Linked DNA regions of Homo sapiens: region 1 is linked to region 2. Evidence: read pairs that join two places in POLR2A ChIA-PET (ENCODE). Cell type or tissue: B cell. All regions are shown on one strand. Links, peaks and the distances in the headings refer to the core of each region. The heading gives the core; the rest is flanking DNA.

Region 1 (4,397 bases), core at 139-4,138, 280 kb after region 2:
GTAGTAAAAATATGTAATAATGTAGAAGTTGTTCATGATATACCATTAAGTTATGAGTTTGTGGGGACACACTCATTCCATAGCATTAAATCTGTATCAGTCAAGGTTCTCTAGAGAAACAGAACCAATAGGATCTATGTATACATATATCTCTAGAAAGGGACTTATGAGAAGGTATTGGCTCACGTGAATATGGAGGTTGAGAAGTCCCACAATCTGCTGTCTGCAAGCCGAGGACCCAGGAAAGCTGGTCGTATAACCTGAGAGCCAGAGGGCCGATGGTATAGATTGCAGTCCAGATCTGAAGGCCTGAGAAGCAGGGGTAGCAACGGCAGGGGAAGATCCATATCCCAGCTAAAGTAGTCAGAGATCACATATTCAACCTTCTTCTACATTTTTGTTCTGTTTATACCCTGAACAGATTGGATGCAGTCCACGCACAGTGGGGAGGGCCATCTGCTTGACTCAGTTCACCAATTCAAATGCTAATCTTTTCCAGAAACACCCTAACAGATATATCTAGAAATAATATTTATCTGGGCATCCCATGGCCCAGTCAAGTTGACACATAAAATTAACTGTTGCCATAATCCAGTGGGGAGAAAATGGTGCCTGAACATGAGCAGTGGTTGGGTGGCTGGAAGGAAGGAGATGGATTGAGAACTCTCTAGCAGCCACAGTTGGCAGAACTTGGTGCTAATCAGAGGTGGGGGTGAGAAAAATGAGTCTAAGACAACTGATGATTTTGGTTGGATGACTGGTGGTCACATTAAGTGAGACCCTTTCTTTCTTTCTGGTTTTTTTTTTTGTTTGTTTGTTTCTTTTTTTTTTTTGAGATGGAGTTTTGCTCTTGTTGCCCAGGCTGGAGTGCAATGGCACGATCTTGGCTCACCGCAACCTCTCACTCCTGGGTTCAAGTGATTCTCCTGCCTCAGCCTCCCGAGTACCTGGGATTACAGGCATGTGCCACCATGCCCAGCTAATTTTGGATTTTTAGTAGAGATGGGGTTTCTCCATGTTGGTCAGGCTGGTCTCAAACTCCCGACCTCAGGTGATTTGCCCACCTCAGCCTCCCAAAGTGCCGAGATTACAGGTGTGGGCCACTGCGCCTGGCCGAGACCCTTTCTTGTGCATTGCCATGGTGAAAATACCAGCCTGGTATTACCATTTCTTTCAAAGCGTTGCTAACATCTCTGAAAATCCTAGCACACTCCCTTCAGTGGTCCCCTGTACTCCCTTGCCTGAGGGATCTCCCTGCCTACATGCCATGCCTCCTTATTTCACCCATGGGCCCCAGAGGGGTACAGCAGCCATCAGTGAGGTACTGGTTCTTTCTCCCTGGGCTTATAGTCCCACTGTGTTGAGTACCTTGTCTTCCTCTGTTCGGGTCACCTCCCTGTGCCACAAACATCTACCTTCCAGGAAAGGATCACAAACTGTAGGACTGAAGACTAGATTTCAACCCATAGATGTCTATGATTTGGCCTGCTCTGTGTATGTGTGTGTATACACACACACACACACACACACACACACACACACACACACACTTAAATGTAAATGCCTTTGAAGGAGGGACCAGGCTCTCTGGTATGTCATGTTCCCTCAACCCTTCTGGTTGCCTCACCTTTGGCCTGCTTTGCTCATTTCCCTTCATGCCTGACAGCCACAGGCTTCTGTATGTCTAAGCCCCACTGGAAGGAAAGATGTAGGGGGTCTGGTCCACCAAGGGGCAGCATCTGGACCAACAGGGCACTGGCTTTCTTCCTTGTCACATCTTTCTCATCCTTGCTCACAGCAGGATGAGCGCTTGGAGAGATGGCTGGCTTCCTACAGAAGGTTACCAAAAGACCAAGCTATCTTCCCTTGAAAATAAAACCCAATTGCCTGTATATTAGATTGAACTATATAAAATTGTCCATGTTCAACTTTGCCCTATAAAGATGACAATTTCACATGATTCAACCTATTAACATGGCCCTGGCTTAGTCGCTAGTAGGACAATGGTTCTCAGCCTTGGTTGCAAATTAGAATAAACTGGAGGTTTTAAAAAATACCCTTGCTAGGACCTCACCACAAGACTATTAAATTCAAATTTTTGCAGATGGGGGCAGGCATAGAGCTATTTAAAAAGCTCCTCTGGGCTGGGCACAATGGCTCAAGCCTGTAATCCCAGCACTTTGGGAGGCCAAGGCAGGAGGATCGCTTGAAGTCAGGAGTTTGAGGACAGCCTGGCCACTGTGGCAAAACCCCATCTCTACTAAAAATACAAAAATCAGCCAGGCATGGTGGCGCACGCCTGTAGTCACAGCTACTCGGGAGGCTGAGGCAGGAGAATCGCTTGAACTCAGGAGGCAGAGTTTGCAGTGAGCTGAGATTGCACCTCTGCACTCCAGCCTGGGCGACAGAGGGAGACTTTGTCTCAAAAAGAAAAAAAAGCTCCCCTACAGCCAGACTGATAATTGTCCTCTAGCACATCCCTCGGCCAGCCATGAGAAAGGCTCAAAGAGCCTTCTGCTGAACTCCTTACCACATTATCCATCGATGGTAGAAGCTTCCTGGCTTTCCAAGCAGGGTCTCAAAGAGAAGTCTGAGGAACCCAGAACTTCCATGTGACTGCAATTACTTCATGCATTGAATTGAGTCAATAAAAAACAGCTTCCATCACAACAAAAAAAAAATGTGTGTTAAATACCAATATGCCTGTGGTACCATCCTAGGCATATTACAAAAGTATTACCTTGTGGGAATTAGCAATCTGGAATTTGCAATTCTCTCTCCACCCAATCCCTTGAAAAGCCATATGTGGCATTAGAGAAATTCATAACAAACTGGAAAATGTCAAAGATGTGGCCCTGGACATTTACTGAAGCGTATATGCCACAACAAAGTGTACACTTTGGGGTAGTTAAACAAATTTCTATAGCCATACATGACAGTTAAGTGATACACAGCTTTGAGAGCCATAACTCCTCTGCATTTCTTACTAACTCTAGAAATCTAACATATCCATTAATGTATTTTTCTTTTTGCTTTTACTGTGCAGATTTAAAGAACAAAATAAATAGGTAAATATATTTTCAGAATAAAAAAGAAAACATCCCGTATTACTTTTGGGGGTGATGAAAATGTTCTAAAATTAGATTATGTTAGTGGTTGCTCAACTCTGTAAATATACTAAAAGGCACTGAGTATATTTTAAGCAAGTGAGTTTTGTGGTATGTATATCTCAATAAAGCTTTTCTTAAAAATAATATTGCTAGAGTGAAAAAATAACCGAAATATTCCCACCACTTTCAGAATCCACAGCCCGAATGTCTCAGCAGAGAAGCTGGGTGTGCTGTGTATGTATGTAGCTTATGATGCTGTCCCTGGGACGTGAGTTGTTTGCTCAGATGGCATTGACAGGGGTGCCACGTGATGGGGTAAGTGGGCAGTCCGTTGCTATAAGCAAGAGGCGGGCTGGGAGTAGCTCTGCAGATCTGGTGGCAAAATGAAAGAAAGGAGTTTTCCCTGTTAGGAAAGAAATGCAGAAGCAGCTGTCCACAGACAGCCCAATGCAGAGAACAAACCTGCCTGGGAAGCAGCTGAGGCAGGGCACATGCTCCTGGAAGGAAACAGAGAGATATGTGTGCTCCTTTACTCGCTAGCCTTTCCCGTCACCCTCTCCCCAGGCTCCTGGCACCTTGGAACAGCGTGAGCTTTCCTAGGGCTCCTCTCGACTTGCTTGATGTAGAATTAATTTAATTAGTTTCAGAGGGATCCATCATGGTGGCTGTGTTGCCTAGGTTAAAAGAAACTCTGTGTGTGTGTGTGCGCGCGCGCGTGTATGCATATATATTTTGCCTTCGTGTATGCAAAAGCACCTTGAGACAATATCCTCCTTCTAACTTGGGATTGCTGGACTGTTATTGGAGTCCTAGGGCTTGACAAATTGGCAGAGACTTGGAAATTCTGAAACAGTTTAAGGAAAATGCTTACAATGATGAAGGAACCAAGAAATAAGTCTCTGGGGCTCAATTCCCTGCTCTGTAGTACATGTTCTCAAACCTTCCTTTCAAGCATTGCATGGCTACCATGGGCCATGTGCAGTGTTAGTGCTACAGAAGACGCAGATGTCAATACAACCCGGGGAACGGGGTCAGACAGATCCCCAAAGACTTCAATACACCCCACCGCAAGACAGTTACAAATAAAGTGCTGGGTCTCAGAAGCCAAGGAAAGCATGTGCAGTTGTTGGGAAGGCTATGAAAGGCTTCATGAACAAGCAGCACTGAGAGCTGTATAACATTTTTACAGGTGGGAGTGAGGTGGATTTCCTGGAGGAAGAATCAATGTGATCACAACCATGAGGGCAGGGAAAGGACAGCAAGTGAGCCCCTTAGGTTGGAGGATAA
Region 2 (4,397 bases), core at 305-4,304:
AGCCACCTCGGCCTCCCAAAAGTGCTGGGATTAAAGATGTGAGCCACTACACCCAGCCTTAATTTGCATTTTAAACGTTTTCAATGAAAGTACTGTTTTCATATGTGTGATATTATACTACTTTCTCCAATTTTCTCTTCACATCCTACCCATTCTTTTTGCTCAATCTTTTAAGTCTTTTAATGAAATAGTTATACAAAAAAGTGTATAGAGTCAGGTGCGGTGGCTCACACCTGTAATCTCAGCACTTTGGGAGGCCAAGGTGGGCGGATTGCTTGAGCCCAGGAGTTTAAGACCCAGCCTGGGCAATGTGGTGAAACCCTGTCTCTACAAAAAAATGCAAAAAATTAGCCAGGTATGGTGGTGTGTGCCTGTAGTCCCAGCTACTCAGGAGGCTGAGGCTGGAGAATTGGAGTCCGGGAGGTCAAGGCTGCAGTGGCCATGATCGAGCCACTGCACTCCAGCCTGGGCAACAGAAGGACACCCCTGTCTTAAAAAACAAAAAGCATATGAAGACTAATACAGTTAATCCCTAACTTAAGAAATTAACCAATGCAGTTGAAGCACCCTACTAGTTCACATTAATGTGTAAGAAGTCTTTATGTATTAAAAATATTAACTCTTTGTCTCTTGTTTTACTTTTCCTTGTTTTATCTTTTGTTACCCAACTTACTGTATTTCATTGAATCTAAAATGGCTTCAGTTGCAAGATGCACTATTTATGTACATCTAAAAATAAGAATATGGCATTCGAATTTAAGAGGCATCTTAATTTCAGAGATTTTAAAAGGTAAGAAAATGCACATCTAAGAATTGATGAAATACATGTATTTCACTGTCTTGCGCCTTTTTTCTTTTTGAGATGAAGTCTTGCTCTGTCGCCCAGGCTGAAGTGCCGGTGGCATGATCTTGGCTCACTGCAACCTCTGCCTCCCAGGTTCAAGCAATTCTCTGCCTCAGCCTCGCGAGTAGCTGGGATTACAGGCGCCTGCCACCACGCCTGGCTAATTTTTTTGTATTTTTAGTAGAGACGGGGTTTCACCATCTTGGCCAGGCTGGTCTTGAACTCCTGACCTCGTGATCCACCTGCCTCGGCTTCCCAAAGTGCTGGGATTACAGGCATGAGCCACCGCACCTGGCCAGCGCCACCTTTAATCAGATGATCAATCTCTTCTTTTGTTTCTGTTTCTACTGTGAGTCCTAGATAGCCTTTCCTATGTCAGAATATATTTTAAAATTCACCTATGTTTACTTCTAGTATTTTTATGGCTTAAATATTTTTCATTTTTAATTCATCTTATTTTAATGTAAGATCTAATTTTTGTCTTTTTACCCAAATGGTTAAACAATTGTCAAAAAGTTAAATGACATTAATGATTTTTTTTCCTTTTGAGATAGGGTCTCACTCTCTCACCCAGACTGGATTCCAATGGCATGATCACAGCTCACTGCAGCCTTGACCTCCCAGACTTAAGTGATCCTCCTGCCTCAGCCTCCCAAGTAGGTGGGACTACGGGTGCACACCACCACCCCTGGCTAATTTTTTTGTTTTTTTGTAGAGACATAGTCTCTACTTTGTTGCCTAGGCTTGTTTCAAACTCCTGGGCTCAAGTAATCCTCTTGCCTCAGACTCCCAAAGTGCTGGGATTACAGCATGAGCCACCACGCTTGACCACAATAATGATTTTTGAACAAGTAGTGATATGCTCAAATGTGCTGGCTAGGAACACAATATGGCTATAGATTTTGGTTAGGTCTAGTCAAAAATTATCAGTTTTATTTTCTAATAGATGGATATCTTTTTTTTTTTTTTTTTTTTTTTGAGTTAGAGTCTCACTCTGTCGCCCAGGCTGGAGTGCAGTGGCACGATCTTAGCTCACTGCAACATCCACCTCCCAGGTTCAAGGTACTCTCCTGTCTCAGCCTCCCAAATAGCTGGGATTACAGGCACATGCCACCATGCCTGGCTGATTTTTTGTGTTTTAGTAGAGACAGAGTTTCACCATGTTGCCCAGGCTGGTCTCGAACTCCTGAGCTTAGGCAGTCCACCCGCCTTGGCCTCCCAAAGTGCTAGGATTACAGGTGTGAGCCACTGCCGTCGGCTAATAGTTGTATATCTTAAATTTGCATTGAAAGGAATGTGAATGTCAAAACTAAATTTCAATTTTATGTTTCCTTAAATTTCTAATAAGTATCTACATGTTTTTGGGATCAGCCATATAATTTACTAAGCTAAAATTAAATAAATTTTTTAAGGATAGACAATGGTTATAATTCTTTGATGAAAGTCTGTATGAATCTGGGCAAGTTACTTAATTTGTTTAACATTCAGCTTTTTTATTTGTAATTGGGTATAATAGTGCCTTCTCATAGGATCATTGTAAGGATTTCTTTTACTCTTTCTTTCAGAATTTTGAAGATCAAGTGTAATTATAGCCCAGATTCTGTTGCATCTGTGGTTATTCTAGATCTCTAGGGTTACTGGAGTAAATTATTCGTTATACCTCTTCCAGTCCTGATTTAGATTTCCAGGATTTGTCTAGAACATTTTTTTGCCTTCTGGAATTAGCTTACATGACAAATCTGTATGTTTTCTGTTGCTTTTCTTAAGCTACACTTTTGTGTATGTGCTGAAATCTTTATAGATAGTTTAGGGGTTTGTAGGTGGGTGATTAGTAAGTTTTTTCTTTTTTTTGCAATTTTGATATGCTGATATATTTTTGTATGTTTTTGTAGTTTAGATCCTATCTCTTAAAGCTAGAGGGACAGGAATAAGTCTACTTAAAGAGCAACATTTTGAGGATATCTTATGGATAAGAAACTCTGCTTCTGACTTGCTTATTTTGGCCACTGGCATTTTTAAATGTTTTCTTGTAAGCACAGTACTTGAGAGTGTTATCATAAAAGTATTGTTGTTCATGTCTTCTTGGTCAGAGACAGTCTTATATGTGAAACCACAGTAAATAACATAAAACAATATGTTGTTTTGTGTCAGATTGAAGAGCATTAGCAGGTCACAGAAGAAGAGGCTCAGTGAGGACAGGAGTGGTCCTTAAGGAATGTGTTTCATTTATGTGGAAAGAACATACTGATTGTTGAAACAGCATGACTCAAGATGTGGCAACCAGAACTAGGTGTTGTTGGCACGATTTGGATTGAAGGGTTTGTTTGGGATGTGGCGGGAAATACAGTACCTTTGATGAGGTGGGACTAAATATTCAGCCCTTAGAAATGAAGCAGGGGAAATTAGAATTGAAATGATAGTACATATTGTTATTCACTAACTTAGCGTGTCACTCTGTTTCCTTTCTTCAAGAGATCCAAAAGGTGACAGATAGAACTCATTGCCAAAAGGTTTTTAAAGATAACCACTTTGAAGGTTTGGACTTAAGGGAACAGGCAGTACTAATTGAAGCCATCTGTGCTGCACTTGTTTATCTAAACAGTTTGGACAGCTGAACTGGCTGTAGGAATGAAGTCAACAAACCTAGCCACCTCATCTGCTTCATTCCAATATGGCCTAACAGATATAGCTATAAGGATGAATAGGGTCATTGATACTACTTCTAACTCTGAGCGGTATTTGAAATAATAGATAATAGTGGGTTTTCCTCCTCAGTTGTGGTACTCTTGAATGGAGTATGGCAACCTTTGACTTAATAATCACTGGACCTGTATTTCATGTCTTGTGTGATGCTGTAAATTATATGATCCCCTTAGTAACAACCAAATTTTGTATTTATAACTACTTAACTACTATAACTAAGTAGATTAGAAATCCTGGCAAGACTTTTGAGTCCCAGAGTAGTAGTGATTTATCTGAGTCAGTATCCTAGATATGTCATTTATAATTCTGGCTTGCCCACAGTTCCTTTGGAGGAAATCTGCTTTTTCTACAGTACATTGCAGAAGAACAGACCTCAATAGCTATTTTTTTAACCATATAAAACTGTATTGCAGTGGATTGGTCCAGCAGTGGGCATTTGACCTAAGGGTTGCTAATCCATCAACCACCTGGGAAAATTTATATAGTCAGTTATAGAAAACATGGAGTTAATTTACCATTGAACCATGGGAGCTGAAGCTGCAAAGATGTGTTGGTGTAGAGTCCTGTAAAACTAAAGTTTAAGGGAATGGAAAGTAGATGTAAGCAGAAGCTATGAATTACAGAAATGATAAAGGAGATGAGGAAGCCATTTGGTAACTATAAAAGAGTAGGGCATGTGTGCTGAGAGAAGTGCAAAATTCTGAGAGAAACCATGTGGTTTGAGAGAGAGGTATGGAACATGAGAGTGAAGATTCTAGTTTCTGGCACTGTAGATACTGTTCTTCCTTTAGTACTTCTGTGGCTCCTGCCCTTCTTGAGACTGCATTCATTCCTCCCCACCCCCAGGAAA

What was found. ChIA-PET counts read pairs that join two places held together with the same protein. Peaks named below come from ENCODE experiments on the same cell type or tissue, not always from the same donor. Only the 100,000 strongest peaks of a DNase experiment are listed, where the experiment ranks them.
Region 1: POLR2A ChIA-PET joins it to region 2 with 8 read pairs; 5 of 35 experiments call an interaction of 5 or more read pairs at or near these places.

The regions. Positions count from the first base shown.
Region 1 is chr1:179,018,647-179,023,043 of GRCh38, forward strand. It overlaps a transcript of FAM20B not described here. Among named protein-coding and RNA genes, the nearest start is that of FAM20B, 5.0 kb to the right of the region's middle. In B cell, for the core only: no CTCF peak of the experiment used is centred there; no DNase peak of the experiment used is centred there.
Region 2 is chr1:178,736,405-178,740,801 of GRCh38, forward strand. All of the region lies in intron 1 of RALGPS2 (Ral GEF with PH domain and SH3 binding motif 2), which reads left to right. Among named protein-coding and RNA genes, the nearest start is that of RALGPS2-AS1, 12 kb to the left of the region's middle. In B cell, for the core only: no CTCF peak of the experiment used is centred there; no DNase peak of the experiment used is centred there; H3K27ac peaks cover 2,725 bases.